3 separate regions of the Homo sapiens genome follow, and all the other regions are linked to region 2. Evidence: chromatin contacts called from ENCODE Hi-C or POLR2A ChIA-PET data. All regions are on one chromosome and are shown on one strand. Each heading gives the region's core, a stretch centred on a gene start or an enhancer-like site at or near the end of the contact. The rest is flanking DNA. Distances are from core to core; before and after follow the strand shown. Region 1 holds the start of SORT1 (sortilin 1). Region 2 holds the start of GNAT2 (G protein subunit alpha transducin 2). Region 3 has its middle 11 kb from the start of LINC01768.

The links. A loop is a pair of places that touch in the nucleus more often than their neighbours do. ChIA-PET counts read pairs that join two places held with the same protein, here RNA polymerase II (POLR2A). Pooled maps may share reads with other maps.
Region 1: a pooled map shows a loop between it and region 2 (2.3-fold over the local background). The contact joins the promoter of SORT1 here to the promoter of GNAT2 in region 2. A Hi-C loop is called at or near these places in 2 of 50 pooled maps. POLR2A ChIA-PET finds 5 or more read pairs at or near these places in 5 of 52 experiments (BJ, H1, PC-3 and 2 more).
Region 3: a loop to region 2 is called in a map with no recorded cell type, with 5 times the contacts of the local background. The contact joins the enhancer-like site here to the promoter of GNAT2 in region 2. A Hi-C loop is called at or near these places in 1 of 168 maps with a recorded cell type or tissue (CD14-positive monocyte), 1 of 37 single-sample maps with no recorded cell type and 5 of 50 pooled maps.

What each region holds. Positions count from the first base shown.
Region 1 is chr1:109,395,731-109,400,067 of GRCh38, reverse strand. SORT1 (sortilin 1) reads left to right here and starts at 2,150. Exons shown (of 20, transcript NM_002959.7): 1 at 2,150-2,481. The coding sequence starts at 2,176. PSMA5 (proteasome 20S subunit alpha 5) reads left to right here. Exons shown (of 9, transcript NM_002790.4): 9 at 1-1,026. RefSeq lists an enhancer at 1,016-1,997 and silencers at 2,024-2,153, 2,194-2,263, 2,274-2,373.
Region 2 is chr1:109,617,353-109,622,025 of GRCh38, reverse strand. It overlaps GNAT2 (G protein subunit alpha transducin 2), which reads left to right and starts at 2,410. Exons shown (of 9, transcript NM_001377295.2): 1 at 2,410-2,543. AMPD2 (adenosine monophosphate deaminase 2) reads right to left here and starts at 2,189. Exons shown (of 19, transcript NM_001368809.2): 1 at 1,748-2,189; 2 at 760-1,112. The coding sequence starts at 850. RefSeq lists enhancers at 904-1,432, 1,392-1,441, 1,963-2,491, 2,462-2,511, 2,492-3,022 and 1 more and a silencer at 2,082-2,271.
Region 3 is chr1:109,814,607-109,818,978 of GRCh38, reverse strand. No RefSeq gene overlaps it. Among named protein-coding and RNA genes, the nearest start is that of LINC01768, 11 kb to the left of the region's middle. RefSeq lists a silencer at 2,183-2,262 and enhancers at 2,433-2,482, 2,633-2,752. Within about 2 kb of position 2,583, at least 5 of the 41 ENCODE cell types and tissues checked have a DNase peak (open chromatin) inside an H3K27ac peak, as active enhancers do; they include CD14-positive monocyte, where a contact is called at or near this core.

The DNA.
Region 1 (4,337 bases), core at 901-3,400, 220 kb after region 2:
GTAGAACTTTGATTTTTTTGTAGAATATTAAAACAAGCTTTCTTAGGTTAAAGAAGTGATCTTACTACGAACAGCAATGGTTTCATGATGTGTAATTGCTTTATGTTATCTTTCTGCTATAGAATGTTTCCTGGAGAAAGGTACGGTTTTTAGTAATAAGATAAATTTACTTTAGTCCTGCAAATAAGGTGAAATCTTATGTCCAGTATCTCACAAAGGAGAACTGACAGTGCCACTTTTATATTTAATGTCAATCTCATTAGACAAAAATGAAATATAGTTCCTAGGGTTTCCAATTTAAAAAGTGAAATAATAAATATATTCACTCAAACATTTTCTCAGTGCCATATGCAAGTTACCATGTCCCAGAAGCTGATACAGTTTGAAGAAGGAAATATATAAGTACTGTAAGCCTGTGATAACTAAAAGCAACATACTAAAAAGTGAAGGTACAGATAATTGGAACAAATTTAATAGCGTTTAAAAGTGTATTTGGTAATTTCTCCAGGAGGTGGCACTGTTGAGTTGTTTTTTCTTTTCAGACAGTAAGACAATAGACCATTCATCTTTGTGTCACCCAAACAAAGAAATATTCCTTTATAACCCCCTTTCCTCCCCCCACCTAATCACATGCTACTGGAACTGACTGTCTTGTGATCTACTCCCATAGTTGGCATAGATTTAAAAATAATCTTTTTTAAATTAATCTGATAGTAGTTATGGAAAGGAACAAATTGTTCACCAATTTTCATCAGCTTTATCTTTTCAGTCCAGTAACTGAGAACTTAAAAAGACTATTCTAGTGATTTTACTATCCTGCTCAGATGGCATTCAAAAACATTTTTCACTTCTCACGTCTTGGAAAAATTTGTAAATTCGTTAAGTCTTTTTGTTTGAAAGTTAATGTGACTGGAAATATTTTAATGTAAATATCGGGTTGGGTGCATTGTATCATTTTGCTCTACAATGACTATATCCTCATTTGGGTTTATGGCCAGTTTATAATTAAAAGTAATCTTTACTTGCTTTGAGTGTAATGACTTGCATATTTTGTATCTTTCTATTTGCTACCTTTTCTACTGAACAATTTCTAGCTTTCTGAAGGGATGGAGTCAGTAAGCTTAAGGATTCAGAACTGGTTTTACCTGTGCTACGTGTTGTAGAAGTTGTGTGTGCAGCTTCTGCGGTAAAGGGAACAGCGTAGGGGTTTTATTTTATTCATTAGAGGTGGATCGGGGTGCTAATTTAGAGGACATCACATACTGGAACCAAACTTGTCCGAAGCTCTCACTGCAGAGTTAAGGCACTTTGGTAAAATAAATGTGCATCTAGGAAATGATCATGTGTACAGTAGGCATTGGATCATTCTCTTGCCCCTCTTTTACCTGCCCCTAATGCCTAAGCTACATTCGAAGTCCTGGAAAACCTGTAAGTAATTCCGCCTTTGGCCTACCTCCCCTCAGAAGAGGAAGGTGAGAGAGGCCAAACGTATGGAAAGACTATTCTTCAGGCTTGCAGGAGTCACGGATGTCCTGATGTCTGTCTCCGTAGGATGTGGCCCACATCAGTTCGCATTCACCTTCTTGCAGCAAGGCAGCTGCTTAGCAGACAATGGGCGCTCCAGTGAGCGGGGTTTATAAAAACCCGAAGCCCCGGTTCATGATGGAGCCCCCTTTTCCAGCTGAGCAAGCTCAGGGATTTCCTGGGTAGGTTTTTCCAGGCTCTGCCTCACCGAAGGAATTTTAGGAGTGTCTCTGGGGAACAGGAGGGACGTAACCCAGCCCCAACTTGAGGGCGCTAGAGGTGCGGCAAGGGGTCGCGACGCCAGGAGCCCGGGGCTCGGCGGGAAGGTATGAGAAGCTCCTACGTGAACTCCACAAGCCGGGCCCGGGAGACGCCGGGCGAGGCGGGGTTGACCTCAGCAGTCTCTGCCCCGTTCCAGCCAATCAGTCCCGCATCTTAGCATCCGAATCCAGGACCCCCGAAGCCGGAGGCGACGCGAGCCAATGAGGAGTGGGCCGGGGAAGAGGGACAGGCGGCCAGCCTATGGGGCGGAGAGGCCCGGCCGCGCGTATCCAAGGAGCGCCGCGCTCGGCTCGGGGGTGTGGCGCGCGCCGGCGGGGGTGGGCGGGCGCGCCGGGCGGCAGGTGTCGGCGTCGGCGGCATTCGGCGGCGATGGAGCGGCCCTGGGGAGCTGCGGACGGCCTCTCGCGCTGGCCCCATGGCCTCGGCCTCCTCCTCCTCCTGCAGCTGCTGCCGCCGTCGACCCTCAGCCAGGACCGGCTGGACGCGCCGCCGCCGCCCGCTGCGCCGCTGCCGCGCTGGTCTGGCCCCATCGGGGTGAGCTGGGGGCTGCGGGCGGCCGCAGCCGGGGGCGCGTTTCCCCGCGGCGGCCGTTGGCGTCGCAGCGCGCCGGGCGAGGACGAGGAGTGCGGCCGGGTCCGGGACTTCGTCGCCAAGCTGGCCAACAACACGCACCAGGTGAGCGGGCGCCGGGCCCGGGAGCCGCTCGGGTGCGAGGTGCCGCCCGCGTGCCCCTCCCGGCCCGTGCGCCCCGCGACTCCCGGAGGAGACCCCAGCCCTGCCGCGCCCGCGTCCCCCGGGCCGCAGCCCCGAAACTGCGGCGGGCGGGCGGGCGGAGTCGGGCCCGGGCGGCCGGCGGGGCTGTGTTTTGTCATAGGGGAGGCAATCTTAGACTTCCACCGCATTCTTTTTTTTTTTTTTAAGTTGTCAAAATCTCTTGAACATCGTTTTTCGTCTGTATAAATAATCAGGACCCAGTAACGCTGTTAGGCCCCAGGAAGGTGAAGGAGTAATTAACTCTTGAGCGCTTGCAGAAGTTGGGCTGCGCAGAAGCAAAGGTGTGTCCTCTCTGGGTCAGTACTTTCCGGGTGGGAGAGGCGGGAGTTCAGGAGGCCCGAAGCAGCGATCTGGTCACCGTGTTTTAATAGTTAAGGGGACTAGCTTGGAAATGAGATGGCAATATTTATGTGATCTCTTTTACTGCTTCAGATTTGACCTTCTGTCATGGTACGGAAGTCTGACTAGCATGTCTATATCCCGTGGTGACAAGATTTTCAATAGTTAAGAAACGCATTGCACATATTCTGCTTTGAGCCAGCTCTTGGTCAAAAGACTTTCAAAATTATGGGATTTCTGTCCCTGGGGACAAGCAGCTCAACCTTTGCACACTACTGGACTGACAAAACTAATTATTAAGAAAGTCCTGGTTCCTTGCTTCAGCACAACTTGGGCATCTTTCTCCTATTTCTCTAAAATTAACAATTTAATCCTTGCTAGCCACATTTGCATAATGTATTTTCAATTCTATATATTTTCTCCCTTGCCTGTTTTCCTCTTTCAAAGAAAATGAATTGCACTTGGGGGCAGAGATGGGTGGCCAAGGCTCTGTGCCAGCACTTGTCCTTCTGTAACCGTTTTTCAGCGTCAGCCAAGCCTCAGTCTCCCTTTGGACTGCCTGGTTATCTGGACCATACTTGTTACCTGTAATAGAATTCTCTGATCTGAGGACACAAGACACAAATATTCAGGAATAATTGTGCTTAGTGTATCCCGAGCAGCAGCTGTGTAAAGGTAGCCAAGCTAGTGCTGGAGGGTGAGACAGGTTGGGTAGAATGAGTACTGGGAAGTCTTCCTACTTGATGAGAAAAAAAAATCGAATAGACTTCCTTCTCACAGTGGGGGATTGAGAAAGGCTTTACAACACTAATGCTTAATTTATACTGGACCACTTCCTTCCTTGAGCTAGCTGGTCACAGCATTCTTGCTCCATATTTCAAATTCTTCTCTCGCTGGTTGACCTAACTTTAGGTCTGCTGCTACTCCTGGATTTAGATTTACTCCTGTTTTTCTTTTTCTCTTTTTTTGTGAGATAGAGTCTTACCTCAGCCTCCTGAGTAGCTGGGACTACAGGTGTGCACCACTATGCCTAGCTAATTTTTGTGTAATTACTATTTTTTTTTTGAGATAGGGTCTCACTCTGTTGCCCAGGCTGGAATGCAGTGGTGTGATCACAGCTCACTGCAGCCCTGACCTCCTGGGCTCAAGTGATCCTCTCACCTCAGCCTCCCAAGTAGCCGGGACTACTGGTACATGCACCCAGCTAATTGTTCTTTTCTTTCTTTCTTTCTTTTTTTAAGAAACAGGGTTTTGCCATGTTCCCCAGGCTGGTCTTGAACTCCTGGGCTCAAGTGCTCCACCCACCTTAGCCTGCCACAGTGCTGAGATTAGAGGCGTGAGCCACTATGCCCTGCCTGGATTTATTCCTTGAGTCAGAGTCTTCCTGGTTAGTTTGAATTGATGTGTCATTTGTAATA
Region 2 (4,673 bases), core at 1,161-3,660:
CAAGCACAGAGCCAGGCAGCCAAGCCCTCACTGAGACAGGCACTGCCGCACCTCACTGCCTGCTCCAAATGATGCAGAGATGCTTACTAGAGTGAGAGACGAACCAAAGGGTGCAGAAGCACACACAGTGCGGGCAGCAGCCCCAGCCTGAACCCTGCACGGACCTGACCAAGGACACCCCATACTCCTAAGGAGGCTCACAATATAGACCAGGAATGAGCAAATAGCAAACGATAGATACAGTCAAGCCCCCAGTTGTGGGATGCCAGCCAGCAATGGTTGTGCCCAGATGTCAGACCCCCAGTGAGGGGGATCTAGATGTGGGGTCCTAAAAAGTGGAACTAGCCACAGAACAGCCTAAGCCTGCCTGGTAAAGGCACAGGCGCCAGTCAGAGTGGCCAGTCCACAAAACAGTCAGTCCCACACACCCCCGCTCCATTCACACATGCTTCACACGCAGTCTTAGCACATGCACACGCTGACACGTGTGCATACACACCTCTTGCTGCACCCACACCATGCCCACTCCTTGTGACAGAGGACAGCATCCCTGGCACAGATATCTCAGATCCACCCCCCGCCCCCCACCACCCCTCACCCCACCTTCCAAGCCGGCTGTCCCTGGGACTGAGGTTGAGGGGCACCACCACAGAGAGGATGCCGGAGGAGGTGGCCCCCTCTGAGGGGACCAGCACCTTGGGCGAGAGGTGGCAAGACAGAGCCCAGCATCTATCCTGAGGCCAGGAAGCACACACTCACCTGGAGCTGCAGTGGAGGCCTGCAGGCTGGCCCGCTTCTTAAAGGGATATTTGGCCTTGGGCTTGCCAGAGCCAGATGGATAGGATGCCATGGCTGGGACCACGGCGGCGACAGCGGGGGAGTCTGAGCGGCACCGGCTGGGGCCTGGCTCTGCCACATCCAACCCCTTCCTCCGCCCCGCCCCCAGCGGGAGTGACTGATGCAGGAAGCAGCGGCTCCGCAGGCGGAAGAGGCCCTGGCCACGATTTCTCATGTTGTCTAGGCAACCTCGGGGAGTGGGGCCTCCATCTCTGCCCCTTATCCCTCCCCTGCCTCCTCAGTCCCAGGAGTGACGTGACTGATGGTGGCTGGGCCTGGCGGGGGGCGGGGAGGGGGTGGGTAGAAAAGAAGATGGGGAAGGGCCAGCCCCCAGCTCTCCACTAACCCACCAAGAGCCCTCACCCCATCATGCCAGGGCTCCCGGGCAAAGAAGCCAAAGTCCAGGCTAGCTGGTCCTTCCAGCTAGCCTGGAAGAAAAAAGAATAACAAACAGGAATTCAGCAGCGAGCGAGTCCAAGCTCAAACACAGTCCTCCCGGGGCAGGGCAGGCATACTCCGTGAAAACCCAGCACCCACTTTCCTTCCACATCTGACCCTCAGCTCCCGGGGTAGCCCAGCTCTGGGAGGAGGGGGAAGAACCGAGAATCCCAGCCCAGGAGGGAGGGGCCTGTCCCGGGAAAATTCCACCGTCGCCAAATAGCTACCTCCCAGGAAGGCAGGAAGGCCAGGAGACCCCCTTGTCTGGGGGTCTGGGACAGAGACCCTAGCCTCTTTGGATTTTTCCTCTGTCTCTGCACACTCTGGCTCTGCTCCCCAGGCCCTCCTGGGAGGAGCTGACCGCCTTCCCTAGGTCCTGCTGCTGTGCTGTGACTCCCACCCTCTTGTCACTCTGGCCACAGCACTTCTCTGTCCCAGAGACCCTCCCTCCAACACACGTACACACACTCACCTGAGGCCATGATGCCCGAGTTCCGAGGGGAGGCTGCCCACGAGAAGTCTGTACAGCAGAAAGCCCGGGTCCTGAGGGACGGCAGGGGGATCGGGCCACAGACCCCAGCCAAGTCACTCCAAGGGCCCCTGCCCTGGCACTGAGATGGGGAAAGTAAGGCAGTCTTTCAAAATTGCCAGCTGGCCGGAGGTGGACTCCCGCAGACCTCGGCAGCCGGACTGGCCTCAAGGCGACCCCGGTGTCGCGACCACCCAACCCTGCAATCGAGAGGCTGGTAGGCCACGTGCTCCCAAGGGAGCGGGACCCGAAACTCGTCCAGATTTCTCTCAACACTCCCTGGGCATTCAGGGTCGGACTCCCGCGGCCGGACTGTGGGGGAGTCACGCAACAGGTGAGACCCCACCAAAATCTCGCCGGCTCCGCGCCAGGCTCTGCGGCCCTTGGCCCCGCCCCCGCCTGGCCCCGCCTCCGCCTGCCGACCCCGCCTCGCCATTTTTTTCTCTTCCTGGGCGCCACGTGGGCAGCCACCACACCGCGGTAGGGCTGGCCTGAGCCGACCCTGGGTCTTGGGCCAGTTCCGTGCGTCAGCTTCCTCATCAGTAAGATGGGGTAATGACAGTACCTCACTCAAAGGGGTTACTGTGAAGATTAAACGTAAAGTCCCTTTACACAGTGCCTGGCACGAAGTGAGGGCCCAGTGAAAGGTAGCTGTTATCATTGTCCCAGGATTCATTTTAAGCAGAAGTCCTGCCCCTGCAATCTCACTTGGTCGTCTGTTTTCTTCCGGCCGGCGTAGGTAGGAGGCTGTGCCCTGCAATTCTGGCTCCCCTTCCCACATTTCTGTATTTGGTGGTTAAGAGCTTTAACTCTAGCCAGAATGTCTGGGTTCAAATCCAGATTTCACCTACTTCCTGACTGATACTGGGCAAGTTACCTAACTTCTCTGTGCTTCTATTTCGTCTGTAAAATGAGTGTAAGAGTACCTGCTTTATATGGTGGTTAAGATAAATGAGTTAATATAAGTTAACTGCTTAGAACTGTGCCTGGCCTGTAGTTAGTACTCAGTATTCATGTATTACCATTGCTTTAGCCTTGGCCTTGGTTCTCTATTGACACTCACAGGTTGATTCACTTGCAGCCGTTCTGGGGTCTATCCAACAAGCATCCCCACTGCCAAGGGGTAGATAATCCGACCTAAAGGGAACTTGTGGAGGGAAGTCCCTAAGACTTCACTGAATATAATTAAATGCATTAGCAGGAATTAATCTCTTCCCTATTTTCCCTCTTGTGGGAGGCCTTTGCCCCCCACACCCAGTTGTTCTAATGCTGTTTGTCTGGCTCCTCCCAGTTCTTACCACTCCCACAGCAGAGATCCTTCCCAAACTCTGCCTCCCTCTTCTCTCCCCACGCTGGATTCTGGACCCTGAACCCTTTTCTCCACCTGCATCTGGTGCCACTTCCATTGATCCCTGGCTACTGTTCCCTGAACAAACTTAAAAAAAACTTGGCCTCTTCACCTCACACAGAATCCATAAAACTAAAAAGAGAACAGAGATAACCAGGTTTACCTAATCAAAATAGCAAAGACTAAAAAACAAAAAACCAAAAAATAAACGCTAATGCAGGTTGGCAAGGGTATAGTTAGTGAGATGGGAGACACACACACACGTACATGTGCACAAACACATTACTGGTGGCCTTGAACACTGATATAATCTTTCTGAAAGCCATCTGGTAATATAGAATCAAAATTTTCAAAAAGGTTCTTATTATTTGACCCAGTAATCAACTTTCTGGAAGTTGTTTTTCTAAAAAGAGCTGCCAGAAAAATATGTATGCAAAAAGTTGTTCAGCACCACAATGTGTATTGCATAGAAAAGTTAGATACTTTAAAGGTCGAACAATAGGGGAATGTTTATGTAATATTCATACCATGAAATACAGCCATTAAAAATTGTTCTTGGAGAAATGTTTAATGATGTGGAAATGTTTACAATATAAAGTTAGGTAAAAGAATGGATGCAAAACACTATACACAGTATGGTCCTACTTATGTGATATACATGGGTAGAAAAGAAACACACCAACAAGTTTACCAATGATTATCTGTAGTGATGGAATTATGGGTTATATTTATTTTCTTTATATTTATTTGCATTTTAGAAATTATAATACATACCCATAACTTTTATAATCAAGGGGATAGAAATCAACAAAAATCTGTAAAAATCTGTAATTGCCTCCACAGTCCCCCCAACCCAGCCTTCCCGGGGTCTTAACCCCAGACTTAAACTATTCTGTTTACATTTATGGCCCACTGAATTGGTCTTGGGGCGCTTAGGGATTTTGAGGCTGATGGACTCTCAAGAATGAATAAAATGAATCTCAAAAATCAAGCACCATGTAACTACATAAATGTCATGTATCTTCTGATAAGATGCAAATGTTGACATAGTTTTAAAGATAGTATCTTGCATTGGGCCAGGTCTCTTGAGCATCCTGCTTAATGCAGACCTACCTACCTCAGCAGCCAATAGGTGGCAATCCTTGCCCTCCACCCAGCCCAGGCAAACCAGTTCATTAGTCCCTTTATGCTAGTCCCCTAGTCCCATCTGCAACACACCCTTCACTCTACAACCCTCCCCTATTTCCAGGTCATCTGGTGTATTGTTGCTGCTAGGAAGTCGGCCCTGATTATAGTTAGGCATCAATCCCTCCACCCACTCCATACCAGCAAGAATCTCAGTGAGGTTTCATTGTCTACGCAGAACAGAGCTTGGGAAATAAAGGAGTGAGTCATCCTATGGCCTGGGCTTTTTTCACACTGAGGCCTTAACATTCATTGCCTTTGAGCCTCTGAGATATTCCCTAGCTCCAAACACAGCTTCCTCCCCTCCTAGCCTGTTCCCCACATGGCTCCTTAACT
Region 3 (4,372 bases), core at 1,334-3,833, 200 kb before region 2:
CCAGGATGGATGTGACTTTGCTTTGCCAACAGCAAAGAGGCATGTGAATGGGAGGCACGTCTGTCACCCTTTGGGGTGGCCGTCTGGAGACCTGAAGAGGAGAAAGGGGTCTCTGTCTTCTCTGTGCCCAGAACCAGCTGAGATGGGGCTGCTGAGCCTGCCTAAAGGGACAGAACAGAGCCAGGAAGCAGGGGAGGCAGTGCCCAGACAGAGGTCACAGGGCAAGGACAACACTGGAAATGCTTGTCCCCAACAGCAGAGTCGAGGAGATGCAATCTTTTCATTACATGCTCAGGCTTCCTGGGCTGCTGGCCAGGGTATACGCAGCCCTCAGCTTCCTCTACAGGCCCAGCAGGGACACTGCCTCCCTCTGCCCTGACCCCCTCTGGGAAAAGAGGAGTTCTGGGACCCCAGATCAGAGGCAAGGAGGCAGCAGACCCAGCTGGCTGAACTTGGAGCTCTCATCTCTGGGGTTGGGGGTGAGAGCAGAGCGATGAGGCCCAGACCAGTTCAGGACTCCCCCACAACACACCCACTTGGGCTCTGCCAAGACCTGGGTGGGGCTGAGGATGGGAGGAGCATCAGTCCTGCCCCCTGGAACATCCAAACCCCCTGGTCCAGGTTTTCTGAAGGCAGGACTCAATGAGCTCATGGGCCTGCCATACCCAGCCCTGTGTAAGATAACAGGGAGGCGTGGGTTCTGTGGGTGAACTAGAGAGTGGAACTTATCCTCTCCCCAGGAAGACACTTAGAATTTTTTTTCTAGTGTGCTATTTTTGCTGGACCAAAAAATGTGTCTGCCTGTCCAGGTCAGAGCTGCCAGTCTGCAATCTCTTCACCTGGTTTCCTTTTACCTCCAGAAGATCCCAGTATCCACACCCCCAGCCCCATCTGAGTCCAGGTGAGCAGGGGCCCCTCTCTGATGGGTCCCATAGGGCAGGGCTCTGCCTTTCCAAGAAGGGCCTTTCCATGCGATGTTCCTTCAAGGCTCACAACTCTGAGATGAGTGTTTTAATCCCTATTTCGCTAGTGAGGGAAGAGAGGCAAGCACAGTGACAAAATGACAGGAGTTGCTGAAAGTGAGCATTGGATCTGGCTGCTTGTGGCTTGCTGTCTCACAGAGAAAACACAGCAAACCAACTTGGATTTGCAGATCAGTTATGGGTTTTAGAGAGGGATTTTTTGTATCAAAGCGCATCCAATCCCTTGGTTTACAGAGGGGAAGTCTGGGACACAGAGAGAGTGATACCTCACCTCAAACTTGGGAGAACGAGGACTAGAAGCCAGGTCTCTTCACTCCAACTTCTAGGCTCTGTTCATGTAAGACATCAGGCCATCCCTGGGCAGGACAGAGAGAATGGGCACCTGTTCATTTCACCCCAGGGCCCTGGGGGAGGCCACTCGTCCTCCTCCTGCCCCTCTCCCACAGGTCCTTCCCATGAGGAGAGGAAAGGAGGCTGCTCCCCTTCTAGTCTCAGCACCCAGGACCATCCTCCGCTCTTGTGGGCTATTTATCCACACACTGCCCAGTAAATGTGAGCAGAATGGAACCAGCTTCACCCCACACCCAGGCCTGAGGACTTTACATTGGTTCCTCCGGGACACCCATCTGAGGTCTGTGCCCAAAATCTGAAGGATAATTCCTCACCCTGCTCATAGTCACAGGCTTTGCAATGACCCCAGCAGGAAGAGAATATGGAAGGCACTAAGGTAGAGTGTGTGCTGCTGGGAGACCTCTCCAGGCAATCACAGCCCTGATCTCAAAAGACCTCAAGGGCCCACCGGGGGCAAGCCCAAATCAGCTGCCCAGGACAGCTCGCTTTGCACAGAGAAAGGCTTCCCCATCCTTCCTCCAGCCAGCCAATACAATGCAGGAGGTAAGAGCTCTGATCCCAGAGCCCTTCAGGCTGGGTTCAAACCCCAGCTCAGCCACTTGGTAGCTATGTGCCCTTGTACATGTTCTTAACCTCCCCATGACTTTGTTTTCTCATCTGTACAAGGAGGATAATACTAATAGCTACCCCACAGGACAGTCATGAGCAGTGTATGGGTTAATAAACATTCCGTGCTTGGGACAATGCCTGACAATTATAAGAGCTATATAAGTAATTGGTTGATTATCATTGTTGTTATTATTTTCTGAACCAAGAGAGACTATGGATATCAATCAAAGCAGACAAAAACCTAACACGCTGCGGGAGGTTCTGTGGAGGAGGGTGCAAGGCCTGTTGGGTAAAGGAGTGTCACCATCCACAGGCAGGTGGCTCACCAAGGGGATTACATCAGGCAGAAATTGCCATTAATAGCAGTTCCCTCTTGGGCCAGACACAAGCCTACAGAGCACGAGGAAGTGAGAAATTTTACTATTGCAAGAATGAGAAATATTACTACTGGGCAGAATTCCATTTTTAGAACCTGGGAAGTTATTTTGAGGGTTGGTGTTTTCATTTTTTTTAATAGCCTCTGCACTCTAACAATACTCAGGGCAAGAACTGCTCTGAGGAGAAACCAGGGCACAGTGGGGAGCCCTGCCAGCCTCTGTGGTTGCTGGGCAACCCCTCACCACCAGCCAGGCTAGTGGAGAGCAAGAGTAGGCTCCACATCCACACACCCCTCCTCACAAGTGCCAGAACTCATTAGATAAGCCCCTCTCAAGGATGTCTAGAGGAAGCAGCCTCATTTTCTTTTCAGCCTGGGCAGCTTGGAGTGAGGAAGGCAGGCCCTCAGGAAAGAGCACGCTGAACAGCTGCAGGCCAGCCTCACTTTTGACAGCTATGTCAGGTTCCTGTGGCTGCTGTCACAGATCGTCATGAATTTGGTGGCTTAAAACAACAGAAATGGATTCTCTCATAGTTCCAGAGGGCAGAGAAGTTCAAAATCAGTATCACTGGGCCAAAATCCAGTTTCAGTCAGGCTGCACGCCCTCTGGAGGTGTCGTGGGAGAATCTGTGCCTGGCCTCTTCCAGCTTCTGGTGGCTGCCAGCATTCCCTGGCTTGTGGCCACATCACTCCAGTCTCTGCCTCTGTAGTCACATGGCCTTCTCCTCTTCTGTTTTGACAAATCTCCCTCTGCCTCTCTCTTAAGGGTATCTGTGATTGCATTTAGGCCCTACTAGGATAGTCCAAAACTATCTGCCCATCTCAAGATCCTTAATCACATCTGCTATGACCTTTTTTTCCATATAAAGTAACATTCACTGATACGAAGGGATTAGGATCCAAAGTCTTTGGGGATTATGATTCAGCCTACTACCCATGCCGACATCTTCCTCTAACAAAGCAGACCAGCAACTCACCACTCCACCCCCTGGCATCCTGGCCCAGTCACTCTTCACCACCTGGCACCAGGTGGTACACCAGGCTCAGGATGACTGGGTACACGGCCCTGCCCCTGAGGCCCTACCCACCCTGGAGTTGTCTCTTACAGACCCAAAAACAGGCCAAGCAAGGCTGGAGTTTCCTGGAGCAGCAGGGGTGTTTAGCTACACACTCAGGATGTGGCAGCTCCCTTGAGGCCTCCAGTTACTGCCACAGAGGGAAATAGGGAGCTACAGACCAGAGGCCAGCACTGTAAAAATTTTCTTTAAAAAAATCTTTTTATTACACTATACAAATTCAATAAAGGAGTAGAAAAAATAGAAAATGCAAAGCCTGCGGAATTCTAGCCCCCAGGGATCATTATAAAATTTGTTGTGCAAGCAACCTTCCTTCTAGACCTTTTTCTATTCAGATAGAACCACAGACTTACAGTTTGAAAAACCACAAATGGCATTATATACTATACATTCTGTTTTTCAACCGGGTTTTTTCAATAAATGGTTTATTCTGGGTGCCTTTCATGGCAGTACATAGAGCATTTCTTCCATCTTTTTAAAGGCTGCGGAGGATCCCCCCACTCTCGGCCATGTGATTGAACCACGATTAAGTTACCCTGCTGATGGGCATTTGAATTGTTCCTAGTTTTGTAGCTGAAACCAATGTAGTGAGATAATTTAGGGAGAGACTAATATCTGACTAGTTTACATTGTTACAGGAGGCTCACACAGACAAGGAGGCATTTTTCTCTCACCTCCATATACCACCTCAACAGTACCTCAAAGCAGTCAAGCCTAGGATGAAGGAAGTGAGGGCTTCCCTTGCTCCCAAGAAGAATTAACAAAATGTTGTTCTCTGAGGCAGAGCCTTACTAGACAAAGAACCAGATGGTCTGCAAGGAGGAGGGACTCTGTCTTTGTGGAGAGGCTTCCACTGCAAGCACACAAACATCTCTTCTCAAACTGAGAGAATGTATTGCCTCCAGCATCAGAAAAGCCCAGAGGCTCAGTGGGATTCAGGTATGATTTGATCTAGAGGTTTACAACATCATCAGGCT